Linked DNA regions of Homo sapiens: regions 1, 2 and 3 are each linked to region 4. A link is an interaction called in ENCODE POLR2A ChIA-PET data of the cell type or tissue named here. Cell type or tissue: OCI-LY7. All regions are shown on one strand. Links, peaks and the distances in the headings refer to the core of each region. The heading gives the core; the rest is flanking DNA. Region 1 has its middle 12 kb from the start of PRKAR1A. Region 2 overlaps MAP2K6 (mitogen-activated protein kinase kinase 6). Region 3 overlaps LINC01483 (long intergenic non-protein coding RNA 1483). Region 4 has its middle 17 kb from the start of LINC01483.

Region 1 (8,147 bases), core at 1,597-6,596, 1.1 Mb before region 4:
ACATGTTTTTGGGCAGTAGGACGTGGACGTTCTTGCAGGGGTCATCATTTGGCTGACTGCAGTCTGTGAGCTCCTATGGTAAAAAGGCTGTGAACTATGTATCACTCTCCTCGAATGTAGAACAGAAGTCTGCTATGTAGTATATGAGGAAGACATGATATTTGTTCAAATGGAGTTTATATTCTAAAAGAAGGGGTCAACAAATTTGGATCTATCACCTGTTTTTGTACAGCTCTTAAGCTTAGTTTTTACTTTTTTTTTTTTTTTTTTTTTTTTTGAGACAGGGTCTCACTTTGTCACCCAGGCTAGAGTGCAGTGGTGCAAACACAGCTTACTGCACTTGACCTCCTGGGCCCAAGTGATCCTCCTGCCTCAGCCCCACAAATAGCTGGGACTATAGGCACACACCACCATGTCTGGCCCATTTTTGTATTTTTTGTGGAGACAGGGTTTTGCCATGCTGCTCAGGCTGGTCTCGAACTCCTGAGCTCAAGTGATCTGCCTGCCCAGGCCTCCCAAATTTCTGGGATTACAGGCGTGAGCCACTGTGCCTGGCTGTATATTTTTCAGTGGCTAAACAAGCTCGAATGGAGAATGATATTTTGTGACATAAAAATTAGATGAAATTTACTTTAAAGTGTCCATAAGTCAACTTTTATTGGAACACAGCCATGCCCATTCATTTATTTGTTGTCTATGCTGCTTTCACACTATAGTGGTGAAGGTGAGTGGTTGCAACAAAGACCTTATGGCCACAAAGTCTAAAATAATTACCTATTTGACCGTTGACAGAAAAAAAATTGCTAGTCCCCGTTCTAGAGGGAACTTTAGAACTTTCTGTGATTGTGGGAATATGCTGTATCTGGGCTGTCCAATATGGTAGTCACTAGCTACAGCTGGCACTTGAAATGAGGCTAGTACCCCTAAGGAAAAGACTTTTAAGCTTTATTTGATTATAATTAATTTAGATTTGAAGAGCTCCCTGTGGCTAGTGGCTACTGTACTGACAGCCCTAGGAGATGAGATGATAATTATGAAGATGCTGATAAAAATGTGATAATTTACCATGTGCCAAGTGCCGTGCTAAGAGAACAAGGATGATGCTCTTATGATTCTCATTTTACAGATGAAAAAAAACTGAAGCTTAGATGGATCAAGTATGTTGCCCAAGGTTACACAGCCAGAGAGGGGCAAGCTAGAACCCAGGGAGGTTGACTCCTGAGCTGTTGCTCTAACCATTAGGCTATGCTGCCTCACGAAAGACAAGACACATAGACATTGAATTGTAACATGTGAGAGAATATAATGAGTGCTATGAAAGAAGCAACAACAAGGCAGAGAAATAATTAAGGGGAAAAACTTCTGACCAGGGAGGGAAAAGACACCTTCTTCATGGGTGCCAAACTACTTAAGATGGGCTCTAAAATTTGGGCAGGATTTTGATTGACACTTACATGCTTGTAAGCTAGATGGATGCAACCACCTAAACACAGGTGTGATGGGGGAAGTAAAGGGGGGGTTAAGGGATTGGAAAGCAGTCCACTTTGAAAATTCATGCCACACCTTTGCTAGCAAAGGGCCACAAGTTTTCTTGGCAGCTGGTGCACTTCCTCTTTTCTCTCCGTAACGACCATGTAAATGACCTTGCCTTCGTTTTCACTTTGACTGGAAGTTTAGCTTCAAACTTGAGCTTAACTTGAGCAAGAGCAAGGAACCACACAGCTTGAATATTTGAGTTTCTTCTCCTTTCCTCCCCAAAAGCTCAATTTCTGCTCTGATGAGTGTTTTCTCTGGTCTTAATATTTGTTTTTATCCATATTTTAACATCATTTCATTACGTATTTATTTCTTGCAATGCCCCTGGGTCGTTTTGTGAATACGTGTGGGTATAAATGACAGAATAGGTTCTGGTTGTGGGAGGATGTGAACCCAGGGAGATAAATTGGAAAAGATAAGTTGGTGTCAGGCACTGGGTACAGTCAGGGTCAAGGAAGCTGGTGGGTGCTCCTGCCTTTGAGAAATAGCCTGAGCCAGTTAGGTGCCATCCCCATGCCCTTATCTCCTGCAGCCTTGGCTGCAATCCTGGCAGCTCCCCACTCAGTTCTTGGAAACCTGGCAATTGGCCCTAGTTCCATCCCACGCCACTGCCCGCTTGCTTCCTGTGCTGGCTCTGATGTCTGTTGACATCTTCTTCGAGTGTTAACTCCCAAACATCCTCAGTTTCAGTCTTGTTATTGGCATCAGGGGACACACTGGCATCCTACAATCTCTCTAAAGTACAGGCCAATCAGATCCCTCTCCTCTTTAAAGGTCTTCTGTAGCTCTCAGGTGGAAGTCCAAGTTCAGTAGCTTTGCTTAGGGTCCTCGTTCACACCCCAGCTCTGCCTCTTCCTCACTACATGACTTGGGCAAGTTGTGTAACTTCTGTATGCCGGAGTTTCCTTATCTGTAAAATAGGAACAACAATAGTACGTACCTCAAAAGGTGCTGTGAGGGTAGGGTGTGGGAATCTATGTGAAACCTCACAACGGTTCCAGGCACAGAAGATCTCTCCATGTGTTATTGTCACTGTCATGAGCTCTTCAGACTCACCTCTTGCCAATGCCCTTCACACAGTTTCTGGCTTCACATCCAGTGGAATTACTTGTAGTTTCCTAAATGTCCTCCAGCCTGAATTTGCTCATCTTTGGGTGTTCTGCACATTTCCTCTGCTGGAAAGTGTTCCTTCTCCCTCTTAACCTATTCTTCCTCATTCTTCTTATATCAGAGAGCAGGGATGTCATGGAAGTAGAAGGGAGGAAAAGAGAGAGAGAGAGAGAGAGAGAGAGAGAGAGAGAGAGGAGGGATATAAGTAAGCAAGACAAACTCAGCAACAAGGGATGAGAAAATATTCAGAAATTGGGTGCTGATTTGCATTCCAGAATCCAAATCTAGGAGCAGGCAGGGCTGGGACAGCAAGCCAGGCTTCCGACCAGATGGGCTATCCATCAGGGTTGCTTACTACAGCTCACTAATGACCATTATTAAGACCATTGCATGTAAAATGTTTATTTCAAGGTGGAAAATGCACGTTGGGTTTCTCAGAATAGGTGTTGGAATTTCTACTACAATTTTCTTCAGTATACAGAGGAGAATTGCTTGTGTTGGTCCTCTAGAGTTAAGATTGCCACCGTGCTATAGAGTAATGAGTTGTAAGTGGTGGCCACTGATCACAGCTCTTTGCTGTGGGCTGCCACCCCAGCCAGTGGTGTAGGTGAATCAGCGTTGGTCAAAGTATGGCCAGCCAGCCCAGGCTCGCCATGCAGTTACGACTTTTGACTAACTGACCACAGTCACTCTTTCATGGCCTTCCCTTCTTGGATGACATGAAGACCATACATTAACTAACAGGTCACTTCCTAATCATCCAAACAGGAACCTAGAGATTTTTATACCCAGGACAGGATATGGGACATATATCAGCCAGAGTTCTTATTTGCAAACAAAGAAACATAACCTAGGTGATCTAAGTAGAATCAGAATTTATTGATTATATACTGGATGACTCACAGACTTCTGAGAAGGTTTGAGAACAAGGCTTGAGGGCTGTACCAATTGGAAACAGTTCTCAAAATCACACTGATATGGTTTGGCTGTGTCCCCACCCAAATCTCATCTTGAATTGTAGCTCCCATAATTCCCACGTGTGTGGGAGGGACCAGGTGGGAGATAATTGAATCATGGGGGCGGTTCCCCCATACTATTCTTGAGGTAGTGAATAAGTCTCACGAGATCTGATGGTTTTATAAGGGGAAACCCCTTTCACTTTGTTCTCATTTTCTCTCTTGTCTGCCTCCATGTAAGACATGCCTTTTGCCTTCCGCCATGATTGTGAGGCCTCCCAGCCACATGGAACTGTGAGTCCATTAAACTTCTCTTCCTTTGTAAATCACCCAGTCTCGAGTATTTTTTTTTTTTTTTTGAGATGGAGTTATTTTGCTCTTGTTGCCCAGGCTGGAGTGCAATGGCGCGATTTTGGCTCACTGCAACGTACACCACCTGGGTTCAAGTGATTCTCCTGCCTCAGCCTCCTGAGTAGCTGGGATTACAGGTGCCCACCACCACGCCCGGCTAATTTTTTTTCTATTTTTAGTAGAGATGGGGTTTTACCATGTTGGTTAGGCTGGTCTTGAACTCCTGACCTCAGCTTATCCACCCTCCTTGGCCTCCCAAAGTGCTGAGATTACAGGCATGAGCCACGGCGCCCGGCCTCAGGTATAACTTTATCAGCAGCATGAAAATGGACAAATATACACACCGTGAAAGTGCTCAGGTAAGGACACTATTGAGGATTTGTTCCCTGAGATGTGAGTAGAAAAGCAGTTAATGGAAACAACGCAGTTTTCACATTCTGTATATTTTCCCTGTGCCTTTTGATACAAGTTCCAAAGGAACATTTAACAGCATGACAGCTTCCTGTTTATTTATTCTCTCATCTCTTACTGGTTGGTCAATGCACATAAGTCCATGTGGAGAGAGCTCGGAGCATACTCCTCCTTGACGGTGGATCAGAAGTGTCATCTTGGTTTCCAGTATCCTGCCTGAGCTGTGAATTGCCCTGACTCTTCATTTCTCACTCTGACTCTCTGCAGCATCTGTCTGCTTCTCAGAACACTTGCTTCCCTTGGCTTCTGTGACCTCCTTCCTCTCCAGGTTTGCCACCTGCTTTCTAAATGTTCCTTCTGGGCTCCCTTCCTCCCTTTAACCTCTCACTGTTAGCCTTACTCATGGTTCTATATTCAGCTGCCTTTCTTCTTCCCACTTCTCTCTCAATAGCCTGTCCCAGGAGGTGCTGCATTCACTCCTATGGCGTTATAATCAATAAGCTGATGATTTCAAAACCCTCAGCATTCTCTCTCTCTCTTTTTGAGACACGGTCTTGCTATATTGCCCAGGCTGGAGTGCAGTGGTATAATCATGGCTCACTGCAGCCTTGAACTCCTGGGCTCAAGCCATCCTCCCACCTCAGCTTCCTGTGTAGCTAGGACTACACATGTGCATAACCATGCCTGGCTAATTTTTAAATTTTTTTGTAGAGAGGGACATCTCACTATCTTGCCTAGGCTGGTCTCAAACTCCTGGCCTCAAGTGATCCTCCCTCCTCAGCTTCCTAAAGTGCTGGGATTACAGGCATGAGCCACCATGCCCAGAACTCAGCTCTCTTAAACTTCCGACCAGCAAGGAAGCAACTAGACGGCTCTTTGTGGATGTCCAGCAGCCCTTCAAACTGAACACATTCCAAAATGGAACCCTTGCTGCTTCTTCCTGTGTTCTCTGATTCAGTGAATAGCAGCAGAATCACTGAGTTAGAAATCTAGGTATCATCTTTGAGTCCTTCCTGTCTCCTCCTTATCCTTCACATCAATCCCTAGGTTCTCTCGCTCTTATTTTCTTAATATCTCTCAAATCTGCCCAGCTTCATTCACCTGCATCAAAATCTTTTAGTTTTAGCTATCATCATCCCTTACTTGGATCATTGCAACAGACTCCTGAGAAGTGTTCAGGCTCCAGACTCCAGAGAGCCCTTGCAGTCCCTACTCATGTCCTTGCTTCATTAGAACCCAAAAGATAAAGTGTGCACTTGGTCACATCTCTTCCCTGCATGAGGCCATTCAGTAAATCCCCACAGCTATAAGACAATTTAAACTTCTAAGGCAGGGGTTGGTAAGCTATGGCTCATGGGTTGAATCACCTGTTTTCATGCAGCATAAATGCTAAGAAATTTTTTACATTTTAAAATTATTGAAAAAAAAAGTCAAAGAATGTGACACATGAAAATTATATGGACCTTATCCAAAATATACAAAGAACTCTTAAGCTCAACAAGAGAACAAACAACTCAATTAAAAAATGGCTAAAATGGGGCCAGGCACAGTGGCTCACGCCTGTAATCCCAGCACTTTTGGAGGCTGAGGCAAGTGGATCACCTGTGGTCAGGAGTTCAAGACCAGACTGACCAACATGGTGAAACCCCCGTCTCTACTAAAAATACAAAAATTAGCCAAGGTTGGTGGTGGGCGTCTGTAATCCCAGCTATTTAGGAGGCTGAGGCAGGAGAATCGCTTGAACCTGGGAGGTGGAGGTTGCAGTGAGCTGAGATTGCACCATTGAACTCCAGCCTGGGCAACAAGAGCGAAACTTCATCTCAGGAAAAAAAAAAAAAAAAAAAAAAAAGATATTTTGAATCTGGTTCTGAGCTAAAGTTGAGTAAATTCTTAGCTAAGAAAAAATTGGAAATCCATCATCTATATTAGCAACAGATTCTCAGAGTAAATTGTTAACTTCTATGATTTCTGATAATCGAGCTGGACTTGATCATACAAGTTAGTCTAATAATGTATTCAACCAAAATATAGACTTTATTGGTCTGATTCAGAAGCATTCATGCTCACAAGCTTTGGGAAAGTGAAAAATAATAAAATCATTTTGGATTAAAAAAGAAATGGCCAAAGACCTAAACAGACACCACCTCAGAGAAGACTCACAGATGGCAAATAAGCACAAAAAAAGATGCTTACCAGCATATGCCATTAGGGAACTATAAATTAAAACAAGGAGGAACCACTACACATTTAACAGGATGCCTAAAATCCAAAGCACTGACAAATGCTGGCAAGGATGTAGAGCAACAGGAGCTCTCATTCATTGCTGGTGGGAATGCAAGATGGTACAGGGTACACCTACTTTAGAATCCAGTTTGGCAATTTTTTTTTACAAAGCAAAAGGTACTTTTGCCATGTGATCCAGAAATTGAACTTCTTGCTATTTACTCAGAGAAGTTGCACATGGATGTTTATAGCAGCTTTATTCATAATTGCCAACACTTGGAAGCAAACGAGATGTCCTTTAGTAAATATGGATAAATTGTGGTACATCTATACAGTGGAATATTATTCAGTAATAAAAAGAAATGAGCTATCCAGTCACAAAAAGACAAGGAGGAATCTTAATTGCATGTTACTAAGTGAAGCAGTCAGTCTAAAAAGGCTACATAGTGTATGCTTCCAACTATGTGGCATTCTGCAAAAAGCAAACATATGGAGACAGAATATACAGAATATATAAGGAGCTTGAACAACTATATAGGAAAAAATCTAATAATCCAATTTAAATATGGGCAAAAGATCTGAATAGACATTTCTCAAAAGAAGACATGCAAATGGCAAACAGGCATATGACAAGATGTTCAACATCACTGATCATCAGAGAAACGCAGATCAAAACTACAATGAGGTATCATAGCACCCCAGTTAAAATGGCTTTTATCCAAAAGACAGGCCATAACAAATGCTGGCAAGGATGTGCAGAAAAGGGAAACTTTGTACTCTGTTGGTGGGAATGTCAATTAGTACAACCACTAGGAAGAACAGTTTGGAGGTTCCTCAGAAAGCTAATAATAAAGCTACCATATTATCCAGCAATCCCACTGCTAGGTACATACCCCAAAGAAAGGAAATCAGTATATCAAAGAGATATCTGCACTCCCATATTTACTGTAGCATTATTCACAATAGCCATGATTTGGAAGCAACCCAAATGTCTGTCAATAGATGAGTGGATACAGAAATGTGGTACAAGGCTGGGCATGGTGACTCACACCTGTAATCCCAGCACTTTGGGAGGCCAAGGCAGGAAGATCATTTGAGGTCAGGAGTTTGAGACCAGCCTGACCAACATGATGAAACCCCATCTCTACTAAAAAAAAAAAAAATTTAGCCAGGCATGGTGGTGCACACCTGTAATCTCAGCTACTTGGGAGGCTGAGGCATGAGAATCACTTGAACCCAGGAGGCGGAGGTTGCAGTGACCTGAGATCGTGCCACTGCACTCCAGCCTGGCGACAGAGTGAGGTTCTGTCTCAAAAAAAGACATGTGGTACAAATACATAATGGAGTACTATTCAGCCATAAAAAAGAATGAGATGTATTTGCAACAACATGGAAACAACTGGAGTTCATTTTGTTAAGTGAAGTAGGCCAAGCACAGAAAAACTTCACATATTCTCACTTATTTGTGGGAGCTAAAAATTAGAACAACTGGACTGATGGAGATAGAGAGCAGAAGGATGGTTACCAGTGGCTGGGAAGTGTAGCGGTGGAGGGTGGAGG
Region 2 (8,147 bases), core at 1,088-6,087, 84 kb before region 4:
CAATTAACTGATTTAGATATTTCAAGGTGACTGCCTGGAACAATTTCCAGACTTATTACCTAAGACTACAGAACTCCACTTCTTTTGACACCCTGAGTTATGGCATTGCCTGAAGCAATAGTTGTTAATTACGGTAATGATTATTTCTTCAGGAGTTAAAAAGTTAGAGTTTAAATCTTTCTATAGGACTGTGGAATTTTCACTTTAAGGGTTACGTGAGGATCTGAACTAGTTAATATTGAAATGAGTACACTTGCATGAACCAAACTACAGTACTTTGAAAATAAGTTGTTAGTTTTTGTAGATTAGCGTTCTCTTTTTAGAAAATCTCAGATTTAAATTTTTTGATTTTCTTGAAGCAATTTCTTTGTCTTTGCTTTTTAATTGGGCATCACGAACCCTTAGCCAGAAGTGTCACCAGTGGGAAATGCGCTAAGCCAGGAAAGTATGTAGCCGAACAAAAGGCAAAGGCTACTGTGTTCTTTTGCTAGGCTATGGTTTGCAAAACATGACTCTCACAAACGTCCAGCTTCTCTGGAAAGAAAGGTAACTAGACATTGCAGAAACAGCCATGGGGCAAAGGATTAAACTGAGGTTTTCCAGGTTGCAGGATTTGAGTTACAGGGTAAAGAATCTTGCCATATATTTTCTATTATTTTGGCCGCGGTTTCTTTACCCTCTTGTTTCTTGTTGGTAGGGAACATGAAGAGTTTCAGAATTCATGAGGAATTTCAGGCCTGGGGAAAGAGCTGCATTTCTTCCTTATGCTTTTTCCTCCAAGATGGCGTTGAGTTAGAAAGACCTGGAAGGGGGTCAGCCTCTCCTCCTTCCTTGCTCCACTGAAGAGCAGGAGGGGACTCCTCTGCTAATATCCATTCTTTATAGTTTGCAGTTAATTTCTCAACTTTGGTTGTTTTGCCTTCTTATATTGTCAAATGGAGACTCTGTAGATGTTTCTTGAGTCCAGGGATTAGCCAGTTCTTTGTTTCTGTCGCCACTAGCAATGCAGGATCACAAGATGCTTCTGAAGGCCAAATGCTACAGGAGTTAAGAAGGCAAGAGAGTGAAAGTGGGGTAGGGAAAGGAAGAGAAGAGCATGGGAAAAGCAAGAAATACATTTGTTAGAGAGTGTGGCAGTGTGGGTGTGGCAGGAAGGATGCTGCATTATTTCAATAAATGTTGGAAGAAAATTTGACAAAATTCATTGTCCATTTCTGATAACAGCATATTATTTAATAATTTTCTGTAGCTGCTGTAACAAATTACCACAAACTTGGTGGTTTAAAACCCCTGAATTTTTTTTTTTTAAGTTTTGTTTTACGTTCAGGGGTACATGTGCAGGTTTGTTATATAGGTAGACTTGTGTCATGGGGATTTGTTGTACAGATTATTTCATTACCCAAGTATTAAGCCTAGTACCCATTAGTTATTTTTCCTGATCCTCTCCCTCCCCCTCCTTCCACCCTCTGATAGGCCCCAGTGTGTGTTGTTCCCTCATGTGTCCGTGTGTTCTCATCATTTAGTTCTCATTTATATAAGTGAGAACATGAGATAATCTGGTTTTCTCTTTCTGTATTAGTTTGCTAAAGATAATATCCTCCAGCTCCACCCATATTCCTGCAAAGGATGTGATCTCGTTCTTTTTTTATGGCTGCATAGTACTTCGTGGTGTATATGTACCACATTGTCTTTTTTCCTTCCTTCCTTCCTTCCTTCCTTTCTTCCTTCCCTCCTTCCTTCTTTTTTTTGACGGAGTCTCACTCTATCGCCCAGGCTGGAGTGCAATGGCACCATCTTGGCTCACTGCAACCTCTGTCTCCAGGGTTCAAGCAATTCTCCTGCCTCAGCCTCCTGAGTAGCTGGGATTACAGGCACGTGCCACCACGCCCGGCTAATTTTTGTATTTTTAGTAGAGACGTGGTTTCACCATGTTGGCCAGGCTGGTCTTGAACTCCTGACCTCAACTATTCTGCCCGCCTTGGCTTCCCAAAGTGCTGGGATTACAGGTGTGAGCCACTGTGCCCGGCCCACATTTTCTTATCCAGTCTATCATTGATGGGCATTTGGATTGATTCCACGTCTCTGCTATTGTGAATAGTGCTGCAGTGAACATATATGTGTATGTGTCTTTATGGTAGAATGATTTCTATTCCTCTGGATATAGACCCAGTAATGGCATTGCTGGGTCAAATGGTAGTTCTGTTTTTAGCTCTTTGAGGAATAGCCACACTGCTTTCCACAATAGTTGAACTGAGTTACACTCCCACCAACAATGTATAAGCATTCCTTTTTCTCTGCAACCTCGCTGGCATCTGTTATTATTATTATTATTATTATTATTCACTTTTGAATAATAGACTTTCAGACTGGTCTGAGATGTTATTTCACCGTGGTTTTGATTTGATTCAGACTGGTCTGAGATGTTATTTCACCGTGGTTTTGATTTGATTCGGACTGGTCTGAGATGTTATTTCACTGTGGTTTTAATGATCAGTGATGAGCTTTTTTTCACATGCTTGTTAGCCACATGTATATCTTCTTTTGAAAAGTGTCTGTTTGTGTCCTTTGCCCACTTTTTAATGGGGCTGTTTGCTTTTTTCTTGTAAATGTGTTTAAGTTCCTTATAGATGCTGGATATGAGACCTCTGTCAGATGCATAGTTTGCAAAAATTTTTTCCCGTTCTGTAGGTTGTCTGTTTATTCATAATTTCTTTAGCTGTGCAGATGCTCTTTAGTTTAATTAGATCCTGTTTGTCAATTTTTGCTTTTATTGCAGTTGCTTTTGGCATCTTCATTATGAAATCTTTGCCCATTCCTATGGCTGAGTGGTAGTGCCTAGGTTGTCTTCCAGGGTTTTTATAGTTTTGGGTTTTACATTTAAATCTTTAATCCCTCTGGAGTTGGTTTTCGTATATGGTATAAGGAAGGGATCCAGTTTCAACCTTCTGCATATAGCTAGCTAGTTATTCCGGCACCTTTTATTGGATAGGGAGTCCTTTCCCCAGTGTTTGTTTTTGTCCACTTTGTCGAAGATCAGATGGTTGTAGGTGTGCAGCCTTATTTCTGGGCTCTGTATTCTGTCCCGTTAAAACACCAGAAATTTTTTCTCTGACATCTGGAGGCCAGAAGTCTACAGTGAAGGTATTGGCATGTCAGGCTCCCTCCAGAGGCTCTGGGAGAGGATCCATGCCTGTGGTGGCTGCTGGCCTTTGGCATTCCTTACATTGCAGCTGCATCACCAAAGTCTCTGACTCAGCCTTCGCCTCTCCTTCTCCTCTCTGGGTGTGTCTACTCTCCCTCTGCCCCTCTGTGTAAGGACACTTCTGATTGCATTTAAGTCCCACCTGGATAATTTAGGCTCATCTTCTCATCTCAAAAGCCTTAATTTAATCACATCTGCAAAAAATTATCATGATAACATTCATAGGTTGCATGGATTAGGATATGGGCATGAACTTGGGAACCATCCTCAGCCTAGCCCACTCAGTAAAATGAAAAGAGTGATATACCTCCTCAACATGAGAAAAATCATTCAGTTGGTCTATTCAGCTGAATCCAAAGCCAGCATCATTTTTTTTTAATTGTGAAAAGCAAGAAAGAATTCTCTTAAAGTGAGGATCAAATGAAGATGTCTACATGAATATTTCATATATGTTTTGGACATGTCAGCCAATGAACTTATACAAAAGAATAAGAGGCTTAAATATTAAAAAGTTGTGTACAATTCATTTGGAAACAAGTAGACAGATTAATAGGTGATATTGGAAGAACTATCTAGCCATTGGGGAAGCGGAAAGAATGTTTTTACCTTATGAAAATGCAGAGAACATAAAAGAATGTAAAAATTTAAAATTTTATATAACCAAAAAGGAAAAAAAACAGTGTATGTGTTTGTGTGTGTGTGTGTGTGTGTTGCAACACTAACTACAAAAGGGGCAATGCCTTCTTTTACAAAGAAAACAATAATAATAACCTGTTATAAAAACGAGCAGATGACTTGAACAGGGAGTTCACAGAAAAATGAATACAGATGACAGTGGATATATAAAAAATACTCAGCTGCAGCTGGGCGTGGTGTCTCACGCCTGTAATCCCAGCACTTTGGGAGGCTGAGGCAGGCAGATCACCTGAGGTCAGGAGTTTGAGATCAGCCTGGCCAGCATGGCGAAACCCCGTCTCTACTAAAAATACAAAAATAAGCTGGGCATGGTGGTGTACGTCTATAGTCCCAGCTACTTGGGAGGCTGAGAAAGGAGAATTTCTTGAACCCGGGAGACAGAGGTTGCAATGAGCTGAGATCGTGCCATTGCAGTCCAGCCTGGGGGACAGAGTGAAACTCCATCTCAAGAAAAAAGAAAAAAAAAAATATATGTATACTCAGCTTCATTAAATATTTTTAAAATGTGATTCAAAACAATGAGACACCCCTTGTACCCTTGTACCCATCAAATTGACAGAGATGAAAATGTTAATTTGCTGAGGGATTATTTATATTTATTCATTTTTCCTTTTTTCATTAAGAGTTTAAGTTAGCTTGCTAGGTTGCATAAAATTAAGCAATTTAGCATAAATTAAAAGTAAGTGAGGCCACCTGCAAAGTAGTCTTGCCAAACAATCTGATCAAGTTGAATCTGATCAATTTCTAACCAACAGAGGGATGTGTGAGTCAATAACAAGGGATAAGAGCAGCAGAATCCAGTGGAAAAAACTACAGGACACATGGCCTGCATTTCTTCAACAAAATAATTGCATGAAGTTGCAGGAGGAGAGGAAAGGGAGAGGCAAAAAGAAATGGAGGGAGGTCAGGTGCAGTGGCTCACGCCTGTAATCCCAGCATGTTGGGAGGCCAAGGCGGGCAGATCACCTGAGGCCGAGAGTTTGTGACCAGCCTGGCCAACACGGTAAAACCTCATCTCTACTAAAAATACAAAAATTAGCTGGGCATGGTGGCACATGCCTGTAATCTCAGCTACTTGGGAGGCTGGGGCATGAAAATCGCTTGTACCCAGGAGGCAGAGGTTGCTGTGAGCCAAGGTCGTGCCACTGCACTCCAGCCTGGGTGACAAAGTGAGACTCTGTCTTTAAAAAAAAAAAGAAAGGAAAAAACAAAATGAATGGAGAGCCCCTGGATTAAAAGGGAAATAAGACCCTGTACTGATAGCATTCTAGGGGAGGAGTTGCAGATGAAGAACGTTCCTTTGTTTCTTTATTACCCCCTTAGTCTTCAAGCAGCTGGTTGAATTAAAGTTACTATCTTGGAGTTTCCTTTGGTTAAAAGGGAGGTGATCAGAGTGCTATTAAAATTGTGGGCCGGGCGTGGTGGCTCATGCCTGTAATCCCAGCACTTTGGGAGGCTGGGGCGGGTGGATCACCTGAGGTCAGGAATTCGAGACCAGCCTGGCCAACATGGCGAAACCCTGTTTCTACTAAAAATACAAAATTAGCCGGGCATGGTGGCGCACTTCTGTAATCCCAGCTACTCGGGAGGCTGAGATAGGAGCATCGCTTGAACCTGGGAGGTGGAGGTTGCCGTGAGCCGAGATCGCGACATTGCACTCCAGCCTGGGCAACAAGAGCGAAACTCTGTCTAGAAAAAAAACCAAAAACCAAAAAACAAAACAAAACAAAAACCCAAAATTGTGGTCTTGGACCAGAGGAAAAAAAGAATCCATTACTTCCACATAAAAAAAAAAAAAAAAACAACAAATTCACCCCTCTTATTCGCTATGCCACTCTTTTAACTATTAAAACAGAATTTTCTGTGATTCTGTTACTATTTAAGAACATCTTTATATATTGGTAAATTTCGTTTTATTTTTTCTTTTATTTATTTTTTTTTTGAGCTGGAGTCTCGCTCTTGTCGCCCAAGCTGGAGTGCAGTGGCGAGACTTCGGCTCACTGCCTCCACCTTCCAGGTTCAAGTGATTCCCCTGCCTCAGCCTCCCAAGTAGCTGGGACTACAGGCGCCCACCAACACGCCCAGCTAATTGTTGTATTTTTAATAGAGACAGGGTTTCACCATGTTGGCCAGGGTGGTCTCAAACTCCAGACCTCAGGTGATCCACTCGCCTCAGCCTCCCAAAGTGCTGGAATTACAGGCTTGAGCTACTGCGCCTGGCTATTTTGGTAAATTTCAAACATATTCAAAAGTGGACTGTATTATAACTGCCAGGTATCTAGCACTCAGCTTTGACAATGACCAGCTCATGGCCAATCCTATTTTATCTGTATCTCTATCCCCCACTCTGCCTTTTTTTTTGAAGCAAATTCTAGAATAATATCATTTCACTCGTAAACATTTCAGTATTATCTCTAAAAAAAAAATACTTATTTTTTAAAACCTAACCAAAACCCAGTGTGTATTTTGAAAAGCTCGAGCACGCCACTAAATTTCTTTGCAACCCATTGCCATTTTTTATTTTAAAGTGATGTTTTTAACACCCTTATGACTACATTTCCTTGCGATCAATGCTAATGAGTGAAGCAGCCCATAAATGAGGAAGGAGATGAACCGAGACAGTAGGAGTTCCCTACTGCCTGCCTCCTGCCTTTTCCCTGGGCCTAGAACATAACTCAGGGCATTGGCTGTGATTTGCTTTTAGGTTCTTTTAAGAACATCTTAGTCAACACCAAATTGTTAACATGACATAAAAGGTCTACTAGGACTTTTTTTTTTTTAGCTTTAATCACATGAAGCTGTAATAAAACCCATTTGAGCACTTTTATTCTCTTAAAATGGGGCCATTTCCCAATTAGCGGATGGACAGGCTGGCTCATTCTTCTTTGACAGGAACGTAATTCTTTGTGTCCTTCACCGATTCTTCGAAATGTTCTTAGCTTGGCTGGCTGCCTTCCCTTCTTTTTTTTTTTTTTTGAGAGGGAGTCTTGCTCTGTCTCCCAGGCTGGAGTGCAGTGGTGCGATCTCGGCTCACTGCAACCTCTGCCTCCCGGGTTCCAGCGATTCTCCCGCCTCAGCCTCCAGAGTAGCTGGGATTACAAGCGTGTGCCCCACACCCGGCTAATTTTTTGTACTTTTAGTAGAGATGGGGTTCCAGCGATTCTCCCGCCTCAGCCTCCGGAGTAGCTGGGATTACAGGCGTGTGCCCCACGCCCGGCTAATTTTTTGTATTTTTAGTAGAGATGGGGTTTCACCACGTTGGCCAGGCTGGTCTCGAACTCCTGACCTAAAGTGATCCGCCCACCTTGGCCTCCCAAAGTGCTGGGATTACAGGCATAAGGCACCGCACCTGGCCACCTTCTTTCATTCTTCTTGTTTCCCTGTCTGTCTCAGGCAACTTTCTACCTCTCTGTTTGTCATTCCCAGATCTACTCATTTCCTCCTGTCCCTCTCTTAAGCTCCATTTGCCTGCTTGAATTCTGCCATGCGTCCCGTCCCTGCAGCATCTTATACTTAATACATCTGACTTGGAACTCATGATCTGCCCTTTCCCCACTGGCCACCCCCACTGACCTGACTTTCCTCTTTCACTTAACTTCATTTGGGGGTGGAAAAGCCAGATGACGAGTATCATTTTTATTACCACTACTATTACTAGTAGCAATACTTCTACTATTACTATTACTACTTCCAGTACTACTACTATGCTTCTGTTCCTTTGTTCCTCTTATGCAGTAAGTGACCAGAGCCTATAGATTTTGCCTCTGCAAAATTCAAGCAGCTTATTTGTGAGCCAGATTGCTGTGGTCTCTACCTCTTATTTTTGGGTCTAGTGCTTAAACTCTGTACATAGGTAAGAAGACATGGGCCCTGACTTCAAAGGGCTTGCATTTTTAGTGGAAGACATGGATGAACAGATGGGTTCACTTAATCAGCATAGGAAGGTTCAGGGTACTGTGGCAACACAGAGGAAAGGTATTTATTGCATTGGGGACTTTCATGGAAGACTTCCTGGAGAAAAACATACTTGAGCTGAGTGTCGCAGTTGACTGGGGAAAACAGGTAATAACAACATTCTGAGGAAAATAAGAGCAAAGACCTGGAGGCATAAAACATCAAGGCATGAGAGTATGTGGGTTTATGCATGAGTGTGTGTGTAGCACAGTTTCAAAACATCCTGATATTATTAGATCAGTTCATCTTGTTACATCTTTTTTTTTTTCTGAAGCATGGATGTGGCATGATGTTC
Region 3 (8,147 bases), core at 1,921-6,920, 310 kb after region 4:
GTTCACATAAAGACACAGGAGTTCAGATAAAGTTACACAAGGTTTAGAAAAGTATTTAAATTTTTCCATGTTCCTCTAAACTGAAACTGGACTCTGGGTCTTGATGAGCTAATATCTAAAGACAATGTCAAGTTTACAAAAGAGGATGTCTTTTGTAAATGAGACTTCTAGAGGCAGAAAATGAAGAATTTGACACATTCTGAAGCCTTCTAAACTAAAAGGAAAGAACAGGTCTGTGACTGTAGCAAGAACTGGGTTGTTCTGGAAACCTTGATATATTAAGAAAGTGGAAGTCAGGTATTTATCTGATATGTGTTATTATCAATATCTCCAAGAAAATTCAAAGTGCAAATCATATATTAAAATCAAAACTTGAATGTCAACTCTAGGTATAGGTATAAGGGATTTTCAAAGGCCTTCTCTCTTTTTCTTCTAACTGCTTGATTGTAGCTCAGCTGATGCATTGGAAAAACGGAATAGGAAGTGAATTCATCTCCTGAATTGCAACAGGAGATGAAATTTTGCTCAATTAGATTTGTAATTGTTGTAACCTTTAGCAGTTCTTGTGAAGATAATGGCAGGGAAAAAGACTGAATGGAATTTTTCAGACTTTATTTTCTTCATTGTGCTCAAGTGTGTCTTGTGTGTCCAAAGATAATCAAGAATTGGCTGTAAATAAAATTCGGTCTCAAGGAAAGATATCCCTCTCCTCTCCCAGGTTCCCAGACCACCTGTTCATGCAGTCATGGAATTTCTCCTTTACTAAAATGAGCTTTATATAGTCAAACATCTCATAAAACGGGAGAGGGGCCTGTGAAATAACAGGAGAGAGTATTTAAAGGGTCTGACTTACAGAAATGCGCCCAGATGAGTTTGGCCAATTGGGGTCAGTTAAGCCTCCCCTGACACCAGCCATTAGTAATATTTTCCATGCACTAAGTAAAACAATGGAAATTCATCACATCTGGTTGAGCCTCCAATACCTATGCAGCTTGTAATGGTTTTTGCAATCTTGATATGAAACAGCACCGTGGCACTCAACGATAGATTGTTAGTGAGCAAAGAAGGCACACTTGTTCCAAAACAATGAAGAGTTGCTTATTACCATTTCCCTTAGATGCCTCCCTCTGGTTCATGTTGCTAGAGCATTTCATCTTGATCCAAAGAGAATTTGGGGTTATTTTCCTCCCCTACTTCTTCCCCTATCTTTAGAGCAATCAGCAGTAAACCTCTAGAAAAAGAAAAAAATCATTCTGTATTTCTTCTGGGGCACCACACTTTCTTATTGAAAAGTTTTGGTTGGCTGGATAAGTTTCTTTGAAGGTAAAGAAAAAGAGCTTGAAAAGATTGATGAATTCAAGAAATATTTGCCACCTTAGAGATCTTGTTCTTACCTTACCTTTTCTTTAAGTACTTGAGATTTAGAAAAAGGACATCGAGCATACCTGAATGGTCCTTAAGCCATGTACTTGATGTTAATACTGAAGAATGATGTTTTAAAATCCCAATGTATCCACCATTGTTCTCTTTGAGTAGAATCAATAAATAAGTTTCTTATAGGTTACAGAAACAATAGCTCAAAGAGGCAGAGTCTATGTCTATCTTGTTCACCATTTCCAACACTCATCAAGCCACAAGGAGACACTCAATGCATGTTTGTTAAATGCCTGACTGTTACCTAAGTTTTCTTCCTCTGAAAACAACTATATTTGTAGGTTGTAGTGTTAAGGCACTCAATATCACATTGCCAATGTGAAGGATATAGGACTAGGCGTCAAAAGTACTATTGCTAGTTCTAAATTTGTAGTAATTACAGTAATAATAATAAGCATTTATTAAGAGCTTAAAATTATCATGCATTAACTCATTTTTTACCCATAATGTTGTAAAGCAGGTATTCATACTATCAACTAAATGTTTGGAAAGCAGATATTGAGGCATGGAGAAGTTAATCAAATCACAGAGCTAGTAAGTGGTGAAGTCAAGATTTTAATCCAGAGCTTTTTCTCTAAATATAATATTTTGCAAGTAAAATAGTTGTGTTTTGCTAAACCAATCACTTTGCACTTTAGTGGCTACCTGTATGAGATTAGCATAATCTTACCTACCTCAGAAGAACAGTACAGATGGGGGCTTCAAACTGAATATTTATGGGTACATTTTCCAATATAAATATGTATGAGATAGTTTACTGTTTCCAGGACGCTTACATTACCATCAGATGTCACAGGACTTGGGGGCCAAGATAGAAACGATTGAGATCTCCCTTTTACCATCGTTCAAATTCACATTGTTCTGGGGACAAATGATATTCTTCAATAAAACAGGAATCTTTGTGGCATAAATTCTTGGAGCAAAGTAGCATACATAAAATGTTTCTGTTTGTAAAAAAAAAAACACCTCTCATATGTTAAGTTTTTATTTTTAGTTTCCATCTAGACCAGTAATTTTCCATTTCCTTCTTAGGAAGATTTTCTTAATGCACTCACACATTCACACACCCCTGCACACACTCACATGTACACACATGTACATTCACACGCACAGATTCTCATGCGTACTCACCCAGAGGCATATATACACACATGTCCCTGCGACAGGGTGACAATGTGCCTGATTGCTTGTTGGTGGCAGATGGCGATAGAACATGGTATTTCTGAAGACATGCCCAAGGTTTCCAGGTGGTCAGGGAAAATTCCATAGTTTTATCTTCTGAGGTCTTTGAGTTAAGGAGGGGAATTTTTATTTTGTTTCCTTTTAGGAACAGATAAAGAGAATAATACAATTTCAGGGATTGACATAAATTAATCCTTAAGTCTGATGTATTTGGGAATGATTAAAATGATGGTATTTAAGGTCACTACTGATGTTCTTGTCACACTTGTATTGGTGGACTTTTACTCAATTTCACTATGAATTATTGAGATGTTGTGATACCAGTTTGAAAATATGTGTGTGTGTATGCATGCATGCGTGTCCTAATCCTCTTTGACTTCTTCAAATGGCGGACAAGTAGTCCATCATTGAGATTGTCTCATAACCTACAGAAAATATTAAATTAGCTCTATATCAAACATTAAGCATACAAGCAGGGCAAACTGATCCCAGAAAATCCTTTGTGACATGGATTTTAAAATTGCACTTACCTCGGCCAGGTGGGGTGGCTCACACTTGTAATCCCAGCACTTCGGGAGGCCAAAGCAGGTGGATCACTTGGGGCCAGGAGTTTGAGACCAACCTGGCCAATGTGGTGAAACACTCTCTACTAAAAATACAAAAAAATAAAAATAAAAATAACCGGGCATGGTGGCATGCACCTGTATTCCCAGCTACTTGAGAGGCCGAGGCAGGAGAATCGCTTGGGCCCAGGAGGCAGAGGTTGCAATGAATGCAGATTGTGCCACAGCAGTCCATGCTGGGCAACAGAGTGAGATTCTATGTCCAAAAACAACAACGACAACAAAAACCCACTCACCTTATGTATAGTTACACTGCCTTATTTTTTTTCTCCCTGAAATTAGCAAGCAAAAATAGGATTTCCTTCTCAATTTGGGCAACAGCCTTTCAAAGGTCCATGGCCTTCATCTTGTGTGTTGATTTTTCTTCTTTCTCAGTGCCTACCCACTTTTCCTGGGATAGGTGATTTTCTTCTTCTCCAGGACTGGCTGTCATATAGCATGGGAAGATTTACTAACTGGCGTCTAAGGAAAAGACAGCAATGTGTATTAAAATAAGTCAATATAAATGAGTTGTCTATGTACATAAATGAGTTGAACATAATCTTCACTGTTGAATAATGACATAATTCCCTTTCCTTGATTGACAAATCAAAAATTCAGGACTGTAGACTTTTTTTTCCTAGCTCAATTTGATCAATCAATACTTAAGGCCACACAGTGCCAAAATCAGCATCTGTGAGTGTGCGTGTATACACATGTGTAGCAGTTGTGTGGCGTGAGTAGGGTGGACACTAATAATTCATATTTTAAGTGGGTGCCCTTTCATTCTGGTTGCCTTTCAAGGCCTTTTTTTGTTTGTTTTTCAAAGACTTATTTTAATACACATTGCCATCCTAGCCTTTGACGCCAGTTAGTAAATCCTCCCAGGACTTACCTTTAACATCAGTTTTCTCAGCTTCTATCAATAATATCCTCACATAAAGGCTTATTAAAGATTCAAATTGTGGCCGGGCACGGTGGCTCACGCCTGTAATCCCAGCACTTTGGGAAGCCGAGGCGGGTGGATCACAAGGTCAGGAGTTTGACACCAGCCTGGCGAATATGGTGAAACCCTGTCTCTACTAAAATTACAAAAATTAGCCGGGTGTGGTGATGCATGCCCGTAGTCCCAGCAACTCGGGAGGCTGAGGCAGGAGAATCGCTTGACTCCGGGAGGCGTAGGTTGTAGTGAGCCAAGATCTCATCACTGCATTCCAGCCTGGGTGACAGAGTGAGACTCCATCTCAATTAAAAAAAAAAAAAAAAGATTAAATGGTGTATCTTGGCGTTTGGAGGACCAGGAGTAGCACAGAGAGGCTGTGAGCGCCAGGGCTGGGAATCAGGAGCTCATGCCCTACTGTGCATATCCCTATGAGTATTTGCAAGTGCCACAGCCATTCCAGTCCTCAATAAAATCAGGATACGGGAAAACAAGTCCTGATGATTATTTCTAGTTTTAACAATCTGTGAATCTAAGCTTTAAAGCAGTATATTCAGAATGTGAGATATTTCGTTCTCCTTAAACTTGACTGTTATCTGTAGATAAGGCAGGTTGAAATCCATGGAAGTAGGTGTGCCCACACACCGGTAAATACAGAGTCTGATGAGATAGGCTAATTAAGCATGTAGACAGAAAAAAGTCACCTTGAGTGTGGTCAGATTTTTTAAAATATACATAATTTAGCCGCTTCATGGTCTTGTTTAGTCACTGATTTAGTTACTGTGTTTTTTGTACTACCTAGTACAAGAAAGAAGTTTCTGGGTAGGCTCAAGACATTTGGAAAAATAAGCTAAATAAATACATATTTAAATTAAAACTAAAATTAAAATAAGTTAATAAGAAAAAAATTTGGAAAAATAAATTAGATTCCCCCCTCCAAATATTGATTGAGCATCAATTAAGTGAGTTTCTAAAATGTGAGAAATTAGATGTTTAATCAATAAGTAAATAACGTAAACACAGCGTCCCTTTAATCTTGGAACTAACAATTTCTTTGTGAAAGGAATCTGTGAACACTTGAATGACAGTGCATTATAATAATACATGAGCACCTGAGGATGTAGTGATGCAAGAGGGAAATGACAGTTGCCTACAACAGTGGAAGGAAGGGGCAAAGAAAGATTCTAAGCAAGTGCCATACAAACTAAACACACCTTCTTCAGAGAAGGGAGATACCATTGTGGCCTGGAGTGGGCAGAATTTGGTCTAGATCTGGATGATTTGAGGATAATTTTTTTTATGTGGGAAGAAAAGAGAGATGGAATATGAAGGGGGAATGGCATGAACAATGGTATAGAAAAGGATTTGCGGGATTGAACGGTCCAAGGACAAGAGCAATGGATGATAATGTTGGAAAGGTATATTGAATGGGACATCTAGGGAGATGTGAACGGTGAGCTTAACCTATGGATCCTGCAGCACTGTCCAAGTTTTGGGGTGCAGAAGAGTGACACTGTGATTCAGAAAATCAAGAGACTGGAGACTAATGAGTGCAGCATAGTCCAGATGTGGTAATAATTAAGTAAGCTGCTGTCATATCCATGGACACGGAAAGGAAAAGAGTTATGTGGGCATATTTTGAAATCAGATATACATATAGTATATCCTTTCAAGCCATCAAAACATATCACAATTTTGCCTTAAGTTTCCAAATACATCTTTCTTCTTTGATCTCTCCTCCCTTCTAAAAAATCTGATTGCACGAAAGTAAGGTAAATATAGAAAAAAGTAAGTGCAGATATCACAAGCTGAAATTAAGAGCCAGAGAATTTCAGTTCTCTGAAACTGAGTCCTCATGAGGAACCTAGGTCAGTTCAAGTGCAGATTAAGACAAAGGGGTGGGAACCTCTGTGTCCAAGAACAGGAATCAAAAGCAAGTCAATAAGGCGGCGAACAGCTATCTTTGGTTTATTTTTAACTCTTCTGCCCTGCCTCTTTTGTACATACGCGTTGTCTTTCTTACAGTGGAATTACTTTGCTCTTGCCTCAGAAAGCTCTAGAAAATCAACGAGTTTCTGCTAAGTTGGTAGACTAGAGGGCCATATCTCACATATCCCACACTGCGTTCTGGTTTAAGCTATCCTCAAAAGATCAGGATTTCACATTATAAAAGGATCCTGAACTAATTGTTCTCTGAGTTAGCTCTAACTAAACTGATTTGAATCCCAAAGTAAAGAGAGTCTATAAATCTCAATCCCAATTTCAAAGCGATCAGGAAAGATGAGTCCAGCCTCAGTGGTGCATGGATACCCTCAGAAGCAGGGTGACAAAAGTGTGGATTTTGAGCATCCAAAATGTTTGGCCCTTAGTCATGGCTAATAAAATATTCTCTAAGTACCGATTTTTAAAAATTTAACTTTTGTAAAGAGCGTTTTATGAGTGATGCTGTATTAGTATCTATTGCTGCATAACTGATTGTTCCAATATTTAGATGCTTAAAACAATAAATGTTTATTCTCTGTTTCTCTGTATCAGATATTTGGGCATGGCCTTACTGGGTACCTCTGGCTCAGGATTTCTCTTGAGCTTGCAAACAAGGTGTTAGAAGAGGTTGTATTCATCTCAAAGCTTGACTAGTGGATGATCCACTTCCCAACTTGCTCATATGGCCCAGGTCCTTACTAGCTATTGGCTGGAGACATATGGGACCCTCCAGGGGCCACTCACAACGTAGACAGTTGCTTGCTTTATCGAGAGCAGGGGTTCGAGAGAGAGAGAGTGACACCTACACTGAAGTTACAGTCTTTTTATTACCTGACCTCAGAAGAAACATACCATTGCTTTTGCCGCATTCAGTTCAGTAGAAGTGAGTCATTATTAATAGGTCCAGCCTACACTCAAGTGAAGGGGATTTCATGTCGGCTTGAATATCAGGAAGGTGGGATCACTGGGAGTCATTTCAGAGACTGCCTACCACAGATGTGATAGTGGTGTTGTGGCAGAAATCCTCTGCGCTCCTGCTACCCCAATGGTGGCCCACGGATTAGCAGCATAAGACCACCTGAAAGCTTGATAGAAATGTAGCATCTCAGGTCCAATCCCACCCAGGCCAGCTGAATCAGAATCTGCATTTAACAAGGTCCAGAGATTCTTCATGTGCATACCAACGTTTGAGAAGCTCTAGGCTATAGGAGCTTCACATAATGAATCTTAGAGGAAACTACTTTTAAACTGACACCCACGCACCGGAGTCTCTATCTTGGAGCAGATGGTGATAAGCTGATGAGATTCTGCTTTCTATGCTTTTCGAAAACACAGGCTTGGGCAGGTAATCCATAGTCTTAAAATGCACACACAGTCACAGTTTAATGGCTTAATGATGAAGCCTGAACTTTTGTTGGCCATCAGACGTTAACAATGACCACATGGACGTCTCCGATTCCTGCATAGCATTTATAGGGAAAACCAGATCTTTGAACTTATGAAAAACCCCTAACCCATCATCCAAGCACCTTTCATTCCTAGAGATTATCAGAGTTTTCATTACAGGTTAAATTCTTTGTAACTTTTTCATGTGGAAACTATCCCGTTACCTCCTGTTAGTTCTCCTGCTGAGTGCAAATGGAGTGTATACTCTACTTCCTACAGCTGTTTTGGATTTTGTTACATTTTCCAGGTTTTGGGAAAAAAAATGTGCTGACAGAATGTGGCTTCATCTACAACTCTCAACTGATTTAAGAGTATAAACAGAAATACGTTTCCTGATTGTATGTACCAATGAAATAATAATATTATCCAAAGATCCACTAGCCATTTTATTTTTAGAAACTGGGCATTAATTAAAGAGAAACAGAAAAATATGCTGGGGAAAGGTCATTGTGAGATAAAGACAGCAAATATGGCTAGACAAAACAAAAAAAAGATACATTTTTGGTTTGCACTATTTTCAGTGGAAGATAGTTGCTTTTTTTTTTTTTTTTTTTTGAGAT
Region 4 (8,147 bases), core at 1,677-6,676:
AGTGTGGTGGTGCATGCCTGTAATCCCAGCTACTCAGGAGGCTGAGGCAGGACAATCGCTTGCAGTGAGCTGAGATCGCGCCACTGCACTCCAGCCTGGTGGCAGAGTGAGACTCCATCTCAAAAAAAAAAAAAAAAAAGTACATAGAATAGTCAGATATGAAAAAAGGCACAAATTATACTTTGTATAGTGATTCCTCTACTCATTCTTGATAAACTGTAGAATACTGCTTCCCTTGTCACACAATCCTTTTAATTAAAAAAAATGCAATGATATGCTTGCTGAATTTTTATAAGGAAGATTCTTAGGTCAGCCTTTGACATGGAGACATGTACTCGCTGAATGAATAAATCAAGATAGAAAACCTTATTTATTTAGCCAGAAATGTGCTGTGCAGCTCTTCCCTGGAGCTCCCAGAATTTCCCAGTAGTGGATCTCATAGAAAGAATTCACAGGTGAAGCTTCAGCAGAAAAGGAACCAGAAAGATAATCACTAATGTTCTTTTCCTCCCCTCCCTTCGTCTCCCCTCCCCTCCCCTCCTATCCCCTTTTTTCCCTTCCCTTCTCCTCCCCTCCCCTCTCCTTTCCTTCCTTCTCCTCCTGTCCCCTTTCTTCCTCCCCTCTTCCCTCCCCTCCCTCCCCTCTCCTCTCCTCCACGTCCCTCCCTCTCTTTCCCGTTTTCTTTCTTATTTCTTCCTCTACTCCCTCTTCCTCCTCCTTTAAGAAATGACATAATTTAAGACACTGCTGCAGATGATTTAAAACATATATTTACCTTCCTTTTTTGGATATGACCTAAAAGGAAAAAGTGATGTAAAGGAAGAAAACGACAGGTTAGAATAACTCCTCCTCCTCCTCTTCTGGTTATAAAGATTGGTCTCCAGTAGCATAATATGAAGGGAGCTGGAGATGATCTGCTCAGTGTCAGGGTGGTGTTATGTGCTTGTCTGAAAAATGAAAAGATGATTTAATCTTGTGTATGTGTTTTAACAGGATTAACTTCATGACCCCATGGAGAAGGGGTAGAGTAAGGATCTCACACCAGTGGCCTAAGGAAGTACAATTATGGAAACTGGAGGGTGTGTGCTAACTACCAACCAGTCCGGAACTTCAGTTGTGTTCATAAGGGTCCACACAACAACCTTCACCCTTGCCCAGGCTGTAAACCTCATCTGGGTTATTCTGACTCTCCATCCTGAAGTTATTTTTCTTCCCCAGTGCAGTTGAGAACTCTTTCATCAGGTCAGCAGGGAAAGGCATACGAAGCAGGATAATCTGGAAATGTGCTGGGAGAACTCTTTTTGTCCATGAGCTAAACATACCTTAATAACCTTGCCTTTAAAACAACAAACAAACAAGTAAAAAGCATACATAAGAACCAGAAACAAAATATTAACAATGACAATAACCAAACTAAACAAAAACAAAAACTATCTTGTACTGCTCCGGGTTGCAGGTTTTTAACATAACTAAGAAATTGTTATTAAAATAAAAGATATTCATTGGGAAAATGTAGATAAGCAAGTAGAAAAAGATGAAACACAGTCTTAGCATTCAGAAATAACTCTGGTTATATTTTTTGGGTTTAGACTCTCAAAGTGTGTGTGTGTGTGTGTCTTTCTCTCCTACACACAACCAATACAAATATAAATTTACCAAAATGAAAACATATTTGCTCTTATTACTCTTAATAAGCATACTCATTCTTTAATAACTGCAAAATATGTGATCATATGAGTGTACTATAGTGAATGTAACTGGCTATTACTACTGTGTATGTAAGATGTCTTGCATTTTTTCTTTCTTATAAATTGCTTTATAAAAATTGTTCTTGTAGCCAAGTGTTTGTGACGTTACAAATGTTTACTTAGGATAAATTCCTAGAAGCAGGATTTCTATGTTAGAGGTTAAGGACATTCTGAAAGCTTTTGTTGTTAAGTAATGCGAAGACACCAAGAGGTCTCACCCACACATTCTTTTGTCAGCAGTATATGAGATGCCTAGATTCTCACTACTCCTGAGGGTAATCATTGAAGTTAAAGGAAATACTTAAAAGTGGATTTTTGAAGAGGAATGACTAGGCAGTTTAATTCTGCCTTTTGGAACATTCAGACTTTATTGCCAGACCAGTCTTTTTCGGGAATTCACTTGTTACCAAATGACTTAGAGTCACACTGAAGGCTGAAGCCTATAAAAGGGGTCACACCGATGGTATTGTTCATTCATTTATAAGAAAGATCACGTCTTTCTTGCTTTATTCAAAGGAGCGGAAGCTGGCTTGCTTCCAGCTGGGATATCCTGATTGGAAGTCAACTCGGACAGTCAGCTTTGCTCCTTCCTTACCATCCTCTTAGTGCAAGTTCCTCAAAGAAGACTGATGTGTACACAGTCTGGTTTGCACATATACAATGCATCAAACACATGATCTGCTTTGCTCATCCTGTGTGGCTTTGGGGTCCAAGGGGAGGGGAGAGGAAAGAGGCTGAGAAAATGGGCATTTCTTCCTGGTAAGTCCATATCAAAGATCAGTGTTTGGCTCACCAACAGCTGCTACACTAATTATTCATCTTAATAACAATGAGTAACGATGTTTAAAAATCCCGAGTGCCTATCAACACTACATTTAGTGCTATACAATATGCTTAGCTCAAAGTCCTCATTGGACATTTTATAATAGCCTTTAAAATAATACTTACATTTTCAAAGCCCTTTACCGTGGATGAAGTGTTTTCATATTGATAAGTGAATGTACGATGGGTGGTCAGATTTGGTGGTATTTCATGCTTTTTACCTGTGTTTGAATAGTGCTCAATTTCAGGCCTTCTGACTATTCCTTCTGTTTCATGTCTACTGTTTAAATCCTTACTTAAAAAAAACCAATGATGGGCTCAAATCTCTTATCGTATTTCTTAATGGGATGGGATAAAATGAAGGATGTGGTTAGCTGTGATGACACATTTAAATAAATAGAAAAAATAGAAAAGTCAATCATGTGGCAAGATATGCTTTCACTTAGTGCCTTGTCCCCTGGAAGTCAACATGAAAAAGTGCTCTGGGTCTTGGATTAGAAAAAGCCCCAAACATCTTTCATGCATGGCTGGAAGTGTAAGACTCGTTATCCTGGCTCTAATCCAGTGCAAAGGGGAATTTCAAGAGCTGGTTCACATATTTGTAATTTTCCAGTTTTGAGCATACACTTCCTATCCTGGCCATTTGTGCTTTCTGGGGGAAGCCAGCAAATTGCTTGTGCAGAGGGAAAATGCTTCTTGATATCTTAAAACCGTAAAGTGCTGTGGGATATTTTTGGATAAAGAGTTGAGGGAGATCATTAATTTTGTAACCACTGTGTTGTCATTAGCACAGTTCTAGGCTTACAATGTTTTATTAGTGTGGTTTGCATGATTAGTTTACTTGGAGAATTATTATAAATTATTGATGCTATCATTCTGCTGTGGGGAAGCCTAGCGAACTGGAGGAAATAAAAAAGGCATAGATTTTGTTGTTGTTGTTTTTAATCCTAGTTTATGAGCTGCAGTACTCACTAAAGTGCTTTGGAAATCTACTAAAAAGTTTGTTAATTCAGGAAAAAAGATACTGGTTCAGAGGACCACCAGAGGAAGCTTCAGGGAGCAGAGGGGCTCCGGAAGGTCTTTAAGCAGGAAAATAGTACTATGAGCAACAAACTACCTTGTTTGATTGAAATGGAGCATTTTCTAAGAAGTTGAAAGGCAATGGGGTCAAAAAGATAAAACTTTTTGTCATTTAGCTAAAAAGTTTAAGAGTAGCTTTCAAGGGCCAGGCGTGGTGGCTCACGCCTATAATCCCAGCACTTTGACAGGCCAAGGCGGGCAGATCACAAGGTCAGGAGATTGAGACCATCCTGGCTAACACGGTAAAACCCCGTCTCTACTAAAAATACAAAAAAAAAAAAAAAAAAAAATCAGCCGGGCATGGTGGCGGGTGCCTGTAGTCCCAGCTACTCGGGAGGCTGAGTCAGGAGAATGGCGTGAACCTGGTAGGTGGAGCTTGCAGTGAGCCGAGATCGTGCCACTGCATTCCAGCCTGGGTGACAAGAGCGAGACTACGCCTCAAATAAAATAAAATAAAATAAAATAAAATAAAATAAAATAAAATAAAATAAAATAAAATAACTTTCAAGAAGCCAGAGCTAAGTGCTAGGAGAAATCTCCCAAGAAGATGGACACAGGTGATGTATCCTACATAGTAAGCCACATGGCCCATCATGGCTGCTTGCTGCATGAGAGGCTGCCCTTCTTGCAACTAAACATGACGACCATGACTGGCCAGAACCCTTGCTGGAGGAAGGAGAGAAGAGCAGAAGGCATTTACATAAAAGATACATCAACACTTCTCATTGTGAAAATATAAAAATAAACCCAAAGCCCTTGTTGGTGGCCGACCCTCAATCCTGGCACTGTTGCTGGATTGACTTATCCTTCTAGATGAGCTATGCTCTTTTGTGATTTGGGCTTTCTGTAAATGGTATCCCACTGCACACCCAAACATAAACGTGCTTGTAACATGTCAAGTATCTCTTGAAGCTCTTTCTGTATAAGTATACTCAGAACCACTTTTAATTTTAAACTGCAGATTGCATGTTATAGTAGGATGTACTCTATATATGTGGTCATTCTCCTGTAAATAGACAGTTAGGTTTTTCTGATGCTGCCTGCCAGATGAGAACAATGTTGTGGGTTCCAGGTGTTTAATGTCAGTTATTTTCTACCCAGTCAGGTGAAGAAGTGATATTCCGCGAATGTCTAAGGTTGGCTGGCCAGCAGAGTTTGGACGGTTGAACACACTTTTTGGTTCTGCCTCTGCATGGGTAAGCGCGTAAGACCCGTGTTGTTGCTTCTACTTAGCCTTAGAGGAAAATGTCTTAACTACAGTGTTGAGGGAACTATGTTCCCATCAGGGGACACCTGCATTTATTCCATAGGACAGTTACGTTATGTTAATATTTTTCTGATTTTCCTCTCCTTTCTGTAAGGGTAAAGGAAAAAAAACTTTTAACCTATGTTTTAGACTTCAGTGAGAACCCTCTCCTATATTCATACTTTCATTACTTTTCAGTAGATTCATAGAAACATCTATGTAGACTTAACAGTTTGGCCATTAGCTTATGGTAAAGCTTAGGACATATTCTTCCTAGCCTAAATGTGAGTATTCATTTGTGATTTAAATGACTGTGTTGCCTTTTTGTTTTGTGACTTAGACAGGGCTGATACCGGTTATGGGATGTGTGTATTATCCTAGCTCCCATAAAAGGGGCTGATTTTCCTACTAAAATCATTAAAGAAGCAAAACCTATTATGGGAAATAATGATTAGATCACAACATCCTCGATAAATAGAGAACTGGCTAGTTAAAATGACCTAGTTAAAAATGTTAATTTTGTTCATGGGTTTTAAAGTTTTATATTCCTGTTTAGCAGGAAGGGAGAATTTATTTAGGACTGAATGGAAGCTATTACAGGTGGTATTATTATTATAGAGTAACCCATGAAGAAGGATATTTTGTTTAAGCCTTCAATATCATACAATATTAAGTATTTCATAAACAATAAAAATAATCTTTTCTCTGTTGACTTTGGTTACTGATACTATTTGAAATAGAATAATGGGTTCAGTTCAGGATATCTGAGAGCAAAGATTACAAGGGAAAATTGCTGAAGATAAACCCCCCTCTCCTGCAATCTCTAAGGGCAGAGTTTATCTTGTCTGGTCTAACTCATCTGGGAATTTCAGACCTCTGAAAAAGTTCTGTTTGGAGTGAATGATTGGCCTTGAATTTTGACCTTTATAACAGAGATAACTTGGATTTTTTGGGAAATTTGATGATGATGTATAGTGAATTTTCTTATCTGGGAAAGATGAGTTTTTGAAGTGTTGTTATGGAATGGGTCTTTCTGGAAGAGTCTAGTTTTGATTCAAGCTAGCTTCCCAAATGCTGCTTGAAATCATAACATCTTGGAGAATGCTTGTACTGCTCTTAAGTAGGCAGGGGATCTTTGCTTATTCCCTGGCAGCGATGTATGGCATTTCCAGTTACTCAGGCTTAGGAAATAGAGCAGTTTTCTCCCGCAGGACTCAACTCTGCACTCTGCAAAAGAATGGCCTCTTTAGGGTACTTTGGATTTATTGTGCTAGTTTAAGCAAGGGGCACTTGACTGGGTATGATTTACTTTGTGTTTACAAGAGAAAAACAAATAAACAAACTTCCGTCTCTATTAGGTAATTGACAAATGTTTATGGAGTGTTTACTGTGCACTTTCAATTGTGCCATGCCCTTTTGGGGACATAAAAATAAATTATCGGAAGTTTCTGAATTACTTTCCCCCCAAACACCATTCTCTTCTCTAGGCAGGACTTTCCATTTAACTGTACCTAAAAATCCCAAGTCAGATAATTTTTGAGATTGTGTCTGCCTTCCCAGAAACATCAGCACATCTGGAGCTGTGGCCTTGGGGTTGCTTGAATTTGACTCCTTGCCCATTCTTCATGTCTGTGTTCTGGACCCCTTGCAGGTCAGCTTTTTGTTTTGTTCCTGTCTACTGCTGGCCTCTTCAGACCTTGCACTTGTCCATATGTCTGCTCCTGTCTGTTCCAAGTCAGGTTTCCAGCTTCACTGTCATTGGATTCAATTCCTATCAGCTACTGGGTCTGCTCCTGTCTTGGCCTTGCTTTGGTGACCCCCGTTCTACTCTTGGGCTCTAGATTCTCTTCCTTCTTTTAGCTCACAGCTTGGTGTTGAGCCATGGTTTATACCCATCATGACTTTATCCAGCTGTTTTCAAGGGGAGGCTGGGCAAGAGGATGTGTATGCCTTGGTGAAAAAGTATTACCTCTTTAGGGAAACTGGTTATACTGTCCAGGATACCTGTGGAAACACATCCGTGACATTAGTTGTGGCAATAGCATGGCGGTGAGGAGCACATTCTGGAATTAGGTAACCTTGATTCTCTGTCCTTTGCCTCCCATCTGTGTAGCTTTGTAGGGGTTATTAATCCTCTGTTTCCTTGTATGTAAAATTTGAACATGACAAATTTCACAGGGTTGTTGTGAGCTAGAAGATGCATAGGATATCCTTAGCATATAATAAATGCTCAGTAAATAATAGCTATTGCTTTCACTATAAATGTCTGGGGAATTGCAAGTAGCTTGGAGTTATTATTGCATGCTTTAATAACGTGGAAGTTATGCTACAAGCTTTGGTTAGTCTTTCTAATTTATTACAACTGATATATATTAGGTATTTTCTATGAGCAAAGGGTTATGTCAAGCACTTTCCAGGATGTAAAGTATAGAATATGATTTCCCTTGAAAGAGGTTGCAATTTATTAGGAAACAAACAAAACAATTTTATTAAGAGGCCAAATGTGATAGATGGTGCAAGGGAGATGCCAAGTCTAGTGGGAGCAGAAGGAAAGAATGGGGTGTCTAATGACTCAGAGAACTGGAAAGCGCTCCGTCAAGTAGAGGACATCTGAACTGGACCTTGAAGGATGTGAGTATTTCTGAAGACAAAGAAGGGAGATGTAGGAATTTGAGTAGGCAGATATTGAGGTAAGAAGGCATATTTAGGGTAAAGTAACCTTGAGCAGGCAGATATTGAGGTAAGAGGAAATATTTGGGGAAAGTGGTCTTACAGTGTTATTTAAATTGGGGATCTTTGTAAATGTACAATTGGAGACCATTGTATGAATGATCTCAAATGTCAAATGTCATGGCCAACAAATTTAGACTTTATTCTATGGCAAGTGGAGAGTGTTGAGCAGCAGAGTGTTATAATCAGGTCACATTTAAGGAAAGATTGGCTGGAATAGATCCTGAGATGAACTGGAGCTGCTGTATTAGACCTGGAGGCAGTGGGAAGCGAGAACAAATTATTGCATTTGTCTAGGTAGGAGGAATCCTAGATCGTATTAGGATATAAGAGAGAAAACATGTAAGAGTCATTTCAGTGGTTGAAGCAAGAGGACTGATTGAATTTAGAAGGCAGGGAAGGTGGATACATTGGAGAACTCATTGGAGTCTGGGAGTCTGGGAAAACAGTGACATCATTAACATAGAAATGGAAGGAAGGAGAAGGATAAAGAAAGATGATCAGTCTTGTTTAGTACATAT

Evidence for each region. Peaks named below come from ENCODE experiments on the same cell type or tissue, not always from the same donor. Only the 100,000 strongest peaks of a DNase experiment are listed, where the experiment ranks them.
Region 1: POLR2A ChIA-PET joins it to region 4 with 5 read pairs; 1 of 35 experiments calls an interaction of 5 or more read pairs at or near these places.
Region 2: POLR2A ChIA-PET joins it to region 4 with 5 read pairs; 2 of 35 experiments call an interaction of 5 or more read pairs at or near these places.
Region 3: POLR2A ChIA-PET joins it to region 4 with 5 read pairs; 2 of 35 experiments call an interaction of 5 or more read pairs at or near these places.

The regions. Positions count from the first base shown.
Region 1 is chr17:68,496,567-68,504,713 of GRCh38, forward strand. It overlaps a transcript of PRKAR1A not described here. Among named protein-coding and RNA genes, the nearest start is that of PRKAR1A, 12 kb to the right of the region's middle. RefSeq lists a silencer at 1,981-2,164. In OCI-LY7, for the core only: no CTCF peak of the experiment used is centred there; DNase peaks (open chromatin) are centred at 2,275 and 4,635; H3K4me3 peaks cover 1,171 bases; H3K27ac peaks cover 2,300 bases.
Region 2 is chr17:69,489,416-69,497,562 of GRCh38, forward strand. All of the region lies in intron 1 of MAP2K6 (mitogen-activated protein kinase kinase 6), which reads left to right. Among named protein-coding and RNA genes, the nearest start is that of MAP2K6-AS1, 8.0 kb to the left of the region's middle. In OCI-LY7, for the core only: no CTCF peak of the experiment used is centred there; no DNase peak of the experiment used is centred there.
Region 3 is chr17:69,884,555-69,892,701 of GRCh38, forward strand. All of the region lies in intron 4 of LINC01483 (long intergenic non-protein coding RNA 1483), which reads left to right. Among named protein-coding and RNA genes, the nearest start is that of LINC01497, 73 kb to the right of the region's middle. In OCI-LY7, for the core only: no CTCF peak of the experiment used is centred there; no DNase peak of the experiment used is centred there.
Region 4 is chr17:69,572,480-69,580,626 of GRCh38, forward strand. No RefSeq gene overlaps it. Among named protein-coding and RNA genes, the nearest start is that of LINC01483, 17 kb to the right of the region's middle. In OCI-LY7, for the core only: no CTCF peak of the experiment used is centred there; DNase peaks (open chromatin) are centred at 2,422, 3,022, 4,312 and 4,772; H3K4me3 peaks cover 3,448 bases; H3K27ac peaks cover 5,000 bases.